3 separate regions of the Mus musculus genome follow, and all the other regions are linked to region 3. Evidence: chromatin loops called from intact Hi-C (ENCODE). Cell type or tissue: left cerebral cortex. All regions are shown on one strand.

What was found. Hi-C counts contacts between places; a loop is a spot of excess contacts. Peaks named below come from ENCODE experiments on the same cell type or tissue, not always from the same donor. Only the 100,000 strongest peaks of a DNase experiment are listed, where the experiment ranks them.
Region 1: a loop joins it to region 3, with 2.8 times the contacts of the local background. A loop is called at or near these places in 7 of 42 quality-filtered maps.
Region 2: a loop joins it to region 3, with 3 times the contacts of the local background. A loop is called at or near these places in 10 of 42 quality-filtered maps.

What each region holds. Positions count from the first base shown.
Region 1 is chrX:164,178,969-164,181,468 of GRCm38, reverse strand. It overlaps Ace2 (angiotensin I converting enzyme (peptidyl-dipeptidase A) 2), which reads right to left. Exons shown (of 18, transcript NM_027286.4): 15 at 945-1,045. Among named protein-coding and RNA genes, the nearest start is that of Ace2, 40 kb to the right of the region's middle. In left cerebral cortex, a CTCF peak has its summit at 1,523 (motif pointing right); a DNase peak (open chromatin) is centred at 1,520.
Region 2 is chrX:162,914,460-162,916,959 of GRCm38, reverse strand. The region is part of intron 4 of Ctps2 (cytidine 5'-triphosphate synthase 2); the gene reads right to left. Among named protein-coding and RNA genes, the nearest start is that of Ctps2, 14 kb to the right of the region's middle. In left cerebral cortex, a CTCF peak has its summit at 1,096 (motif pointing left); a DNase peak (open chromatin) is centred at 1,079.
Region 3 is chrX:164,075,298-164,077,797 of GRCm38, reverse strand. It overlaps Siah1b (siah E3 ubiquitin protein ligase 1B), which reads left to right and starts at 1,305. Exons shown (of 4, transcript NM_001308385.1): 1 at 1,305-1,611; 2 at 2,129-2,220. In left cerebral cortex, no CTCF peak of the experiment used is centred here; DNase peaks (open chromatin) are centred at 634, 1,241 and 1,560; H3K4me3 peaks cover 1,318 bases; H3K27ac peaks cover 805 bases.

The sequences.
Region 1 (2,500 bases), 100 kb before region 3:
TTGCCATGCAATGGCTCTTACTTCGTTAGACTTTGTGCCTGTTGTTTCCCTTGCTGAACAATTTCTCCCATTGTCTGCACTGTTGGCTTTTCTGCTTCTCTCCCTACTTCTTAATGTTAGTGGTGTCCTTTCTAATCGCTAACTCACTTAAAGTTGAACATTCCCCCAGCCTCTTACCTCTCCCTGTCCTATTGTGTGTTTTCCTCCATAGCTCTCTCTCTCTCTCTCTCTCTCTCTCTCTCTCTCTCTCTCTCTCTCTCCTGATATAAGCTCCAAGAAGAAAAGAATTTTCTTTTTTTTTCTACTTTACTTCTAAGAGTGAGATGAGAGAGATGAGAGTGGACAGAGACAGAGAGAGATGTTTAATAACAACGTTCATAGCATCTACAAGATAAACCATAAGCATCTTAAAAGAAAAGGAACCCAAATTCCTGGTTGCCAAATAAAATTCTGGACTATGCTTATGCCAGCAACCCTAGTTAAGATCAGTAGACTCCAAATAAACAAGGTAACAATAGAAAAAGAGGTACAAGAGTAAGAGTAGAAGAAAGAATTCAGTGGGAATCGTATGAGAGAACTTCAAAACGCAGCATATACATATGTGAAATCTCCATTCAAAAATACAGAAACTAAAGTATATTTGGATATTCTCCTTGATTTGATGTGAAGAAAGTTTAAGCTCTAGAGTAGTGGAGCAGGGAGTTATTATGTACAGAATCTAGCAAATTGCCTAGTCCTGCAATGACTGGATGAGCCAGGGGCAGGGCAATACCCAGGGGTGCTCCTCCTTCTCAAAGGAGAAGGGGAGGGGAAATAGGGGAGGATTTGGGTGAGGGGATACTTGAAGGAGAGGGAACTGATAATGGGATGTAAAGCAAATAATAATAATAATAATAATAATAATAATAATAATAATAATAATAAAATCTAGCAAATCAACTCACAGAAAAGGAACTGTCTGGTTTTTGATTATTGAAAAATACTTTCTCATGGCATATGCAACAGATGATCGGAACAGGAACATTTCGTTGTTGGTCCATTCATACTGCAAATTCAGAAGAAAGACACCATTCAATGGGGCGGGGGCAGAGGGAAATGGGAGAGTCCTCCTCACTATTCCAAGGGTTTTGGCCATCAAGTCTTTGCCCTCCAATGTGAGCATGCATCCGCATTTGGTGGTTGGAATGGATTTAACTGACTATTACATGAAGAGTTTCCGATTTCGAAAATCTAGGATGAGAACCAAGAATTTACATATCTACTACCCCGGGAGGTGCTAATGCAACCATTCCTGTTTCAGGGGCCCATCGGTCCTTTCACTTTGGTTTGATATGACTTGAAATAAGAGCCCTGAGGATAGGTTTATAGATAGGAGACAGCCCAAAGTTGTGTGGTTTGTGTGGACTGTATGTATTTTGTAGGCAACTCTAGCTTTTACTGTTTTATTGGGAAGTCTCGGGTATTTGAACCATGCATATTCTATTGCCAGAGAGGGTTAAAGGTAGCATTCGCCCTTTCTTCCAGTGGGTGGCAGTAGAGATCAATAAATGACAAAGGAGTTTCCTTTCTCCGGTCCCTTTCAGAGAAAAAGCAACACAGAATCTTAGGAAAGAATTGTTTTCACTTAAGCTTGGGTTTACCCATATGTGAAGTATGGGTTTTTTAATAGTGATAGTTGTATATAACTGTTGTCCCTAGTAATTCTCTGGCTAGGACTTCCATATTTTAAACATTGAAAAGCTAAATTCTTATGATGTCTACCATGAAATGACTTGAACTGGGCAAATACTCTGGCCCTGCTGCACATAGACACTGAAAGTACCTCTCATCAGTGATCGGCTTTAGAATGTCACACCATCAAATTTGCATGGAAAGGGAACATGGATGCAAATGCCCAGACAAGAGAATCGAGACATTTCCTGATCTGCCAGGACTAATTTCAATGTATTAGGCCAAAGATGAACTAATAAAAGTGTGATCAAAATAAATATTCTTTTGAGCTTTCAATGCACATTAAAAAGTGGGAATTTGCACTCAGGGTTGAGAAACAATGGACTTGTGCTTCTCCAATTGCTGTCTGAAAGCCTGTTCTTTTCTGAGAGACAGAAAGGGAGTGAATCCCAGTGGAGAGGAGCTGGGGAGGAGCTGGGAGAAGAAACTGTAATCAGAATGTATTCTATGAGAAAAGAATCAATTTTCAATAAAGGGTAAAGTTGCTTTCCTGTGTTTTCATTTTTAATGCTTGTGTTATGTACATTGGTGTCTTAGGTATCTATAAAAATATAGCAAAATTTTTCAAGTCTTGGGAAATATTTAACTTTTCAGGAAATGGGGAGGTAGAAACTGAATCATCGAGTCTATACCTTGACACGTCAGTTTTCTGTAGAACATTGGACTGCTTTATCTGATTGTCCCAGGTTTCTAGGACACACCCAAGCTGTTCATCCCATCTACCTGAGACAACATGCCCTCTCCTCTTTCCTAATCAAAGCTGCTATTG
Region 2 (2,500 bases), 1.2 Mb after region 3:
AGGAAGGAAGGAAGGAGAGATGGAGGGAGGAAGGGAGGGAGGAGGAGAAGGGGGAAGAGGAGAAACAGCATCAGCATCAACAGCAGGAAGAGGAGGAAGGAGGCTTGGTGAGACACATCTGTAATCTCAGTAGTGTTTAGGAGGCTGGAAATTTGCTGTAAATTCAAGCCAACCTGGATTACATACTAAATCCAAGGTTAGCTTGAAATACAGGCAGAAACACTGTCCTAATAAATACAAACAGGGTCAGTGGTTCAGTCACTAATGTGATTGCCAGGGAAGCATGAGGCCTTGGGTATAAAGCTGTGCACAGCAGTATATGTCTGTAACCCCAGCATTCAGATGAGAAGGTGTGGGGTGGAGACAAGCAGATCCCTGGAGCTTGCTGGCCAGCCAGTCTAACCAAATCAATAAACTGCACGTTCTTTGAGAATCTGTCTCAAACAATACGGTAGTGAGCAATTGAGAAAGATATCCAATGTAGGCCCCTGGCTTCCATGGGTATTCAAATATACATGCACACATACAGCAAACACACACAAAAATAAGTAAAATTTAAAAGACTGACCAGGCATGGTGGCTATCACCTTTAATCTCAGTGCTCAAGATAGAGGCAAGTGAGGCAGGTGGAGTTCCATGAGTTCAAGGCCATGAGTTCCAGGTCAGCCAAGGCTACATAGCATGTCCTGTCTGGAAAAAAAAAAGTCTGTACTTAAATCAAACCTTATGGAAACATGTTCAAGGATTTTGTCCTTTGTGTTTTTGTGGTGCTGGATTCATAATCCAGGGTCTCACATATGCTAAGCTAAGCAAGTGCTCTACTACTGAGCTATATATCCCTAGCCCTCTTCTGTCTTGTCTTTTTGTTTGTGAGTTTGGGGGGTGTGACAGCATAACTCTGTAGCTCAGACTGGACTAAAGCTTGATAGGTAGCCAAGGCTAGGTTCAACCTTTTTCCCTACCTCTGGAGTGTTGGATAATAAACTCCCAAACCCAGCTTCCTCTTGTGCTTTTTCAATTGGGGATCTTATAGCTGTCACTGGAGGAGGGGAGGTGACCGTGACTTTAAATGTTATCCATTCCTGCCCTCATGTGGTCTATTGTGGCACTGCATCCTCCCATCCACTTGAAGTTCCCTTTTACTCTGCCTCTAGGTCACGAAGATGGTCCCATCTTACCGCAAGTTTGTGTTTATTAAATTTACAATTCGAAAGTAGATAATGCATACGTTTTAAATAACTTACACTATAATGTGCTGTTACAATTGTTCTAGTTTCTTGTTATTCTCAACCTTTTATTATACCCAACTTATAAGTTAAAGTAGTATACAATCCGAAGTGATGGCATCCTACTGTAATTCTAGCACTTGGGGAGCTGAGGCATGAGGGCTGCTGTAAATTATAGGCAAGCCTGGGCTACATAATAAATGAATCCCAGGCTAGTCTGAACAACAGTATGAAACTGCCTCAAAAAAAAAAATCAAACCCAAATTTAAAAAAAAAAAAAAAAAAGACCTTGATCATAGGTGTGATGGTTCCTATATGCTCAGCCCAGGGAGTGGCACTATTAGGAGGTGTAGCATTGTTGAAGTAGGTGTGTCACTGTGGGTGTGGGCTTTAATACCCTTGTTCTAGCTGCCTGGGAGTGAGTATTCTGCTAGCAGCCTTGAGATGAAGATGTAGAACTCTCAGCTCCTCCTGCACAGTGCCTGCCTGGACGCTGCTATGCTCCTGCCTTGATGATAATGAACTGAACCTCTGAACCTGTAAGCCAGCCCCAACTAAATGCTGTCCTTTATAAGACTTGCCTTGGTCATGGTGTCTGTTCACAGCAGGAAAACCCTAACTAAGACAATAGGTATCTATGGTTAAGACGTATACATTAGTGTTTGATACTAGATACGGTTTTGTACAGACTGGGGGGGGGGGGTGGAAGCTTAACTGCAAGAGAGGACTCCATGATGCGGTTTTCATGACATTATCTTCCATAACTAGGTGAGAATTTATAGGAAATGGGAAAGATGCCGCTTTGATGTTATCTAGCCTTTTCTTAAAAAAAAAAAAGATTTAATTATTTACTTTATGTATATGAGTACTTAATCTGTATGTACACTTGCATACCAAAAGAGGGCTAGCCTGAAACTCTCCACATAGACCAGGTTGGCCACCAACTTACAGAGATCTACCAGCCTCTGCCTCCTGAGTGCTGGGATTAAAGGTGTGTGCCACCACACCAGCCTTCTTTTTATCTCACCTGTGATTTCTAAGCAGAACCAATAAACTCACTGAATCACAAAAGAAAAATAGTAGTAGTAAGCAAAAACCTAAAGACGAAGAATGCAGCTCAGCAGTAGAAACTGAAGTCCTGAGATCAGTCCCTAGTACCACATAAGACTGGATATGGTGATGAATGCCTGCGATCCCAGCACTTGGAAGGGAGAGGCAGGGACTTCAGAAATTTGGCTACATAGAGGAGTTTGGGGCCAGGGGTATATGTCTTT
Region 3 (2,500 bases):
AGGGGAAACTTGTAACCCTCCACACAAATGAAAAGGCGATATTGTCAGTGAATATTTGTTGAGAATTTGATTGTGTGAGGGCTGTAGTAACTACTATGGAAATGGCCAGTGGTTTCATGCTCCCAGCTACTCCTGCCGATTGGATCAACACACCAGCTCTTACCAAGCACTGGTTCCACCTATCCAGTCTCTTATCACATCTTTTTTTATTTATTTATCTTGTCCTTGAAGCAAAGAACTTCAAGATTCTTTCAGGCTTCTTGTACTTTCAGAATATAGTCACAGATTTTGAATGTAGGAACAAAGAGCGAATGGAACGGTTTTTTTCCTCCCTGTGTGCCCATTCAGAGTTTTTTGGGTTAGCATTGTCTCTGTGGGAGCCAAATTATAAGAGTAATGTCGGAGTATGGGGTAGGGGTGGAGGGCTTCAAAGCAGAGATGAAAGTGTGGTGCAGTCTAGAGAGCTTCATAGTATGAGGGAGAGCTGGTGCCTAGAAAAAGTCATAAGAACTAGAAGGGCAGTGTGCTTCCTCCACGTACCTGTCTAAAATTTAAAGCCTGCTGAGTGAGAGGCTGGAAGAAACACTGGGTTGGCTCCCCAGGTCTCATTAAAAGGGCACGAAAAAGCCGGGCATGGTGGCGCACACCTTTAATCCCAGCACTTGGGAGGCAGAGGCAGGCAGATTTCTGAGTTCGAGGCCCAGCCTGGTCTACAAAGTGAGTTCCAGGATAGCCAGGGCTACACAGAGAGACCCTGTCTCGAAAAACCAAAAAAAAAAAAAAAAAAAAAAAAAAGGCACGAAAAGGAATTGCGAGGTTTCAGTTCCACCACTGAACCCCACCACTGGGCAAGCAGTTTTGTTTCCCATCGGTTTCTGCTCATAAATTACCACTGGCAGAAACACGAAAAAATAAAAGTGTCATTACTTTACTTTTTATTTATTTATTTATTTAGCATCTAGAATTTGGACTGTTTTCAAGAGGGACTTTGGGGTATCCTTTTTCAAGAGAGACACTCGATCTGGCGAGAGAGGGGCGGCCAAGGTGAAGGCCACGGTAGGTGATTAGGGAACCTCTGAGGTGTCTTAGACTTAAAGCAGTAAAATATGCTTGCAGGGGAAAAGAGGTCTCTTTGAGAGGCGGGCTCATAGCTTGCTCTCAAGCCAAGCTCTGATAGGCCAATAAGAAAGTCTAACGAAAGAGGGGACGTGACGTGACGTGACCCAGCCAGGCTTCGGCACCATGGTAACGGCATCACCCATAAGAAGGAGCTAGTGGTACAGCCCGGAGGAAAAGGCGTGGTCTAAGCGACGGATGGAGGCGGGCTGGTGACATGGGCGGAGCGCGAAAATCGGCCTGTGGTCTTAGGCGCAAGGGTGATCGCATGCCGCTGTTCGAGATCAAAGGCCTGGGCAAGTCACTTGTGGCTGTTCTCAGGGTCTCCTCAGCGGTCTCCCTGTAGAGCTGCGGTCGAAAGCCGGAGCCGGAGCCGGAGCGAGCCAGAGCCGGATTGAGCCGGAACCGGAGCTACCGGAGGGCGGGACTTCCGGTTTCTGGGCCCAAGACAGAGGGCGGGTCAGGAGTCAAGGTCTCGCGAGGCTGCGGCGTGAGGTAAGGGGGCGTAAGCAAGCTCCTCATAGGCTGGCAGCCTCGTGCCGGGAGCCCGCGCGGAGGTTGAATTCGGTAAGGATGGGCGACTGTGTGTGACCGCGGCCGCGGGGTCGCAGGGCCTGTCTGTGGGGACAAGGACTACCCCTTTGGCCTTTACACGCACTGTCTTGAGGTACCTTGGTCCGGGGAGACCCGAAAGATGTAGGTCCGAGAGTATAACGGAGGGGCTACTCGAGCTTCCCCCAGGAACCGGCTTCCCAGGGCGCTCTCGTCAGTACAGGGTCACTAACTAACCCCTGGGGATTGGATCCGGTTTGGAGATGGGGCGACTGCATTTCTAGACACCGAGGCTGAAGACGCTGGAACTCATCCGGATTGGGGGGGGGGGGGACGGATAACGCCACCCTCCAGGGTGGGCATTGGTAGCACAGTAGTGTCGGGAACACAAGTCTGACCCGTCTCCACTTCTCAAGTTCTTAACATCTTTTTTTTTTTTTTCTTTTGTGCCCTACTCCAGATCGAGAGACCAGGAACTTCAAAATAGTGCCTGGGATCCGGATGACAGCAGGCATTAAGGGCTGGCTACTGGACTGAAGCTGCTGGAAACTTGTAAGTATAACTCCACCTCGTTTGTCTTTTCCTGAAAAAGCTTGAGAAATAATTTGAATGTGTACACCTTAGTTTGAATAATCTCTTCTGAAAACCACGGTTGCTTTTTCTCCTGCTTTCTGGACTGTAAGTCTGCCAATCTCCCCTTTGCTATCCAAAAGTTTGGTTGGCATGTGTGTGCCCGAAGAACTGTGAGCATGACTAGTATGCACAACAAAGCTTTTCTTTTTGAAACTTTAAGCATGCTGAAGTTATGCAGAAACGGAGAGAGAGTTGCAAC